2 separate regions of the Mus musculus genome follow, and region 2 is linked to region 1. Evidence: chromatin contacts called from ENCODE Hi-C or POLR2A ChIA-PET data. All regions are on one chromosome and are shown on one strand. Each heading gives the region's core, a stretch centred on a gene start or an enhancer-like site at or near the end of the contact. The rest is flanking DNA. Distances are from core to core; before and after follow the strand shown.

Region 1 (2,582 bases), core at 40-2,539:
TTATGGGCTCCTTATGAGGAAGTCATACTCTTGGTCTGGCCTACCTGATAAGTTCTTGGATCTGGTTTCCCCAGTTTGATTTTTTTAGGGGGGGGGGTCGGTTGAGACCGGCTTTTTCTGTGCAGTGCTGGCTGTCCTGGAACTCACTCTGTAGACCAAACTGGCCTTGAACTCACAGAGATTTGCCTGCCTCTGCCTCCCAAGTGCTTGATTAAAGTCTTGTGCCACCACTGCCCAGTGATGTCTGCATTTCAAAGAGAAGACTCTACCTTGAATTGCTGAGTTGTGAAAAGGCAAGGGGTTTATTAAGACATTAGAAGGATTAGCATATGCACAACCATGGTACTGACAGTACTTACATTTTTTTCAGTTAATTTCCACATGCATGAGTGAATGCCAGCAGGGTATTGACCAGCAGACAAACATTAAACCATCAAAGACCTCTCAGAATTCAGACCTTTCTGAGTTTTGAAGTTGTATTGTTTCCCAAACGAGCTAAGTGTGCATAGCATGTTGCTGGAAAGCGCAGCTAGCTCCCAGTCAGTCTACAATCACGAGCATGAACCCTGGTGCTCTGTAGTACATTGTGCAGATAAGCGGCAGCAAGGCCTTTATCAAGAGTAACCCCGCTGTAAACCGAGAAGCATTCATATTTCAATGATCAGGAAAGAGGAGCCAGAAGGAAGCCTCTTTTCTTTGCAACAGGGAAGTAAGTCTCTTATTTTAATTTGTAATTGTCTTAAAAAGTGTTTCTGAGTTGTGCTGTGCTATGACATATATTGTTTTGATATTGTGTTTGTAGAGTATTTCAGAGGTGACATGCATGAAGGTGTTTAGTGTGGAATGGAACTCCTGCCACACAGAGGTTGAGGACACAAAAGGAATCCACAGCCCAAGATCTTCAGCTTCTAACCTTAGTTCCACAAGGCTTTTTCTGTGGCTTCCGAGAATGAGGACTACAATTCCCAGGATGCGCCAGTCTTTCACCAACCAGGAAAATGGATTTCTCTAATGGGCGGGCCCTGGGGAAGGCTGGGTCAGGAGGAAATTTAGCCAATGGATGAACTGTACAGAATCGAAACCTTTTTTGATTGTACCAAAGAGATTGGAATCTTTGGCGCCTTTGTTTTAGTGGAGGGTAGGTGATAGACAGGTAAGTAGACCAATGAGAACGTGGATAGGCGGATCCAGAGCGTGTGGGCGGGAAGAGATGATGACCGGCAGGCTGTTCGTCCAATGAAAGGGACAGACGCTAATACGGTGGGCCGGTGACTGTGTAGAGGCCGGTGTTTGTGGAAGCAGTGTGGGAGATGGCGGAACCACTGAGGGGACGTGGTCCGAGGTCCCGCGGTGGCCGAGGCGCTCGGAGAGCCCGAGGCGCCCGTGGCCGGTGTCCTCGCGCCCGGCAGTCTCCGGCTAGGCTCATTCCAGACACCGTGCTTGTGGACTTGGTCAGTGACAGCGACGAAGAGGTCTTGGAAGTCGCAGACCCAGTAGAGGTGCCGGTCGCCCGCCTCCCCGCGCCGGCTAAACCTGAGCAGGACAGCGACAGTGACAGTGAAGGGGCGGCCGAGGGGCCTGCGGGAGCCCCGCGTACATTGGTGCGACGGCGGCGGCGGCGGCTGCTGGATCCCGGAGAGGCGCCGGTGGTCCCAGTGTACTCCGGGAAGGTGCAGCAAGGTCCCCAAGGAGGGTTGTTGGGGGAGTGCTAAGACTGGCGTGGCGGGTTTGGCTTGGGGCAGTGTGTGTGTGTGATGAATACTTTTAGATTGGAGATACGAGGGGGTCGGTAATGTTAGATGTATGGAGTTATCTGGGATTGTATCTTCGGGTAGAGGGAGGCTGAGAGAGATCGAGGGACGATCGAGGGAAGCTGGCCTTCTAGATGCGCTTCAGGGATTGGAGTCCTTAGAGAAGACAAGTGCTGGAATCGAGGGAAGAGCCATTCTTGTCTTAAGTAGGGTTGGCAGGATGTGAGACCCACCTCCTCTTCCCCCTTTTGTCTTCGTAGGTACAGAGCAGCCTCAACCTCATTCCAGATAATTCATCCCTCTTGAAACTGTGCCCTTCAGAGCCTGAAGATGGTAAGAGTGGGTTTGTCGGGAGTACCCTGCACTGGCTTCTCTGAGACTTCCTAGAGTTTACATCCCTGTAGTCAGTGATATCTCCCCCCCCCCCCCGCGCCCCCCCCTCGCTCCAGCACCCTCCGTCCCCCTGCCCCCACCCCCACCCCTTTTCTCTGTGCTTCAGTGGTATCTAGGGTCTGGAGAATGATGCTCAAGTGTTATCCAGTTGACACACAATTTTGATTCTAAGTGGTATTGGGAAAATGGACTCCTGAGTCTGAGATAGGGGAAAGTTATGGTCCATAAAGATGCTGGTTCATTAATCAGAAGTCACAGGAACCTACTTAATAGCCATGTCCACCCCTTCCCCTCTTCGGGTCCTAACGGGCATATGGATATGTTAGAGTGAAGTTTGAGGTACCTACCCTTGACATTTTGATCTGTGTTATCATAATAGGGGTGAAGGGAGTTCTGAGACTCTGTGACATCTTGTTACACTCCTACAGTGTTCCATTC
Region 2 (2,582 bases), core at 54-2,553, 110 kb before region 1:
GTTACGCTGGCGGCGTGGGAGGGGCGGGTCCGCCGGCACTTCCCCTTCCCGGCTTTGGCCCCGCCCACCCTCGTTGTGAAGCAACCGCGGCCGCCAGCATTTAAGGTGGCTCAGAACCTAGAGGTGCGCTAAGCGCCTGCGCGGCTCCTTTTCCGCCCCAGGGGCTAGGCCGGTCGGAGCCACGGCTCGAGCCTCTCCTCTGTTCCGGAACTAACCGCCTGGCGGCGCTCCCCGCGCCCCTCCCCCGCCGGCGCTTCCGCCCGCGCTCCTCCCTCTCCTTCTCCAGCGACGCGCACGCGCGCCAGGCCGGCTCGCGCCCTCTCGCTGTCCACCGGCCCGCGAGATCCCCCCTCCCCTTCCGCCTCGCGGCGCTTCCTCGCGCCGCCGTCTTCTCGATCCACCCCTGACACCGCGGGGCTCCCCCCGCCCGCCAACGGCGGGTCCCCTGCTTGGCGATCTCTTTCGCTTCCCGCGCTCTCCAGCAGGGGCCCGGCCCCAGGCCCTCTTTCCCTTCCCTCTTATTTCTCTTCCGGACGCTGCCATCATGTTGAAGCCTCAGCCGCCACAACAGACCTCCCAACCCCAGCAGCCGCCCCCCACGCAACAGGCCGTGGCTCGCCGGTCTCCCGGCGGGACCAGCCCTCCCAACGGCGGCCTCCCGGGACCGCTGACCGCCACCGCGGCTCCCCCGGGGCCTCCCGCAGCGGTCTCTCCGTGCCTGGGGCCTGCAGCCGCTGCCGGCAGCGGACTTCGCCGCGGAGCCGAAAGCATCTTAGCGGCGTCAGCGCCGCCGCAGCATCAAGAAAGGCCAGGGGCAGTGGCTATCGGCAGCGTCAGGTGAGGACGGGGCTTCCTGGCTAGGGAGAGCCCGGGAGGCAGCGCCCCGGCTTGGAGCTGTTGAGGGGGCTCTTGGGGGCCCAGGACCCCGTGAAGGAGGGGGTGGACCCTCGTGCCAACAGGTCGGAGAGAAAGCTCTCCGGGAGGTCTCCAGGAGCCTGGGGGCAGCGCTCGGCTCTCTGGGCCTAGTCACCTCTTGGGGGTCTGGGCCCTGAGGGGAGGCGGGGCGCATCCCGCCAGCTCCGTCGGCAAAGGGTGTTGGGGGGGTTGAGGAGGTGATGGGGTCCCTAGCTCCATTACCACGAAGGATCTCGCGGTCCCCGGCTTCAGCCAATGGGGAGTCAGCTGCATGAAGGGGTCCCCGACTGTAGCCAATGGGGGGGGGGCGCGCGGCCCACAGTTTGGCCAATGGGGAGGGAGGGACTTGGGAGCGGATTGTTCCCTCCTCTTCCCGGTGTAGCCAGTGAGAGGGGGACGGGGTGGGCGGGGGCGCGGAAGCAGCGGCTACTGGGAAGACTGCGGGCTGGGAAGCTCCTGCGCGCGCGCTCCCCGGGCGTACGTGCGCGCGGATGCTGTCTTATGACTCGGGCATTGGCTTGCCCCGGTAACACGTAGAGCAGAGGCGGAGGAGGGAGGGGTTATTTGGAGGGTTTAGGGGCGTTTGGTGTCGGTGAGTGGGGAGTGGGTGCCCTCGGTTTTTCTCGGTGTGTCAATGCGATAGAAAGAGGCACTGGACGCAGGCGCAGTGGCTTCTGTTCTAGAGCGGGTGGTGGAGCGCGATGGGCTGTAGTGCGCAGGCGCAGACCGGGCGAGGCATCCCGGTGGATGGTTTTTGCGGCTGCGCGGTCCCCCAGCCCAGCCAACGGCCCCCTCCTCGCCCTCCTCAACTGCCGGTTACATCAGCCGTCGAGGAGCTGTGTTACCTGGCGTTTGGGGATCCCTTCAGAGTGGGTAACAGGCTGAATGAAAATAATGAGGGCGAAAGGGTGGGGTGTGGAGAATATACTTCTCCTGGGATTTGGAATCCAAGGCTCCTGAAAGCTTTTTTTCCTTTGGGAGGTAATGTGTCTAAGCTCAGAGGTGCTGCGTTTGGGATGCCCGGGCTTTCGCCTTCACAGCTGAAGTGTGCTGTTGGTTTAATACTATAGCAGTGGTTTATCGGAAGAGTGAAGGACTGTCCCTTAGAGGAAGTCAGGTTGTATTGCACTGACTGTTAGGAACATTTGACAGCTATTGTTTATTGAATATTTTGTTGACTTTTTTAAAATCTTGAATTCGGAGAAAATGTTTTAGCAGTTAATGCCTACTTTCTTCTTTAATGTGAGAACTTGAAAAGTCTTGCTTGTTAATCAGTCTATAGCCTAAATCAGCAAGTTGACCTGGTACATTGGTCTAGGGTTCACTACTAATTAAAACTATTTCTCTCTTTCTTTTTTAATAGGGGACAGACCACCGGAAAGGGACCCCCACAGTCACCCGTGAGTGCCTTCTTTTCCTCCTGTAAAGACACTCGGAAGACAGACAGTGTGGGACAATCTGAGAAGAGAGTATTCACCTGCTGCCCTTTACTTTTTTCTCGTGTGACAGGTGTTTGAAGGTGTCTATAACAATTCCAGGATGCTGCATTTCCTGACAGCTGTAGTGGTAAGTAACAGCTTTAACCTGGGTGTCTGAGGAATATGCTGTTTCAGTTTCTTAAAATGACTAAATGGTTCACCTTGCTAGGGTTCTACTTGTGACGTAAA

Evidence for each region. A loop is a pair of places that touch in the nucleus more often than their neighbours do. ChIA-PET counts read pairs that join two places held with the same protein, here RNA polymerase II (POLR2A).
Region 2: POLR2A ChIA-PET joins it to region 1 with 13 read pairs in embryonic stem cell. The contact joins the promoter of 4930456A14Rik here to the promoter of Nfatc2ip in region 1. A Hi-C loop is called at or near these places in 2 of 37 maps with a recorded cell type or tissue (T-helper 17 cell and left cerebral cortex). POLR2A ChIA-PET finds 5 or more read pairs at or near these places in 5 of 5 experiments (Patski and embryonic stem cell).

The regions. Positions count from the first base shown.
Region 1 is chr7:126,395,444-126,398,025 of GRCm38, reverse strand. It overlaps Nfatc2ip (nuclear factor of activated T cells, cytoplasmic, calcineurin dependent 2 interacting protein), which reads left to right and starts at 1,289. Exons shown (of 8, transcript NM_010900.3): 1 at 1,289-1,670; 2 at 2,012-2,084. The coding sequence starts at 1,311.
Region 2 is chr7:126,501,155-126,503,736 of GRCm38, reverse strand. 4930456A14Rik (a long non-coding RNA gene) reads right to left here and starts at 1,303. Exons shown (of 3, transcript XR_869939.3): 1 at 1,138-1,303. Atxn2l (ataxin 2-like) reads left to right here and starts at 300. Exons shown (of 22, transcript NM_001361487.1): 1 at 300-837; 2 at 2,279-2,315; 3 at 2,425-2,481; 4 at 2,563-2,582. The coding sequence starts at 545.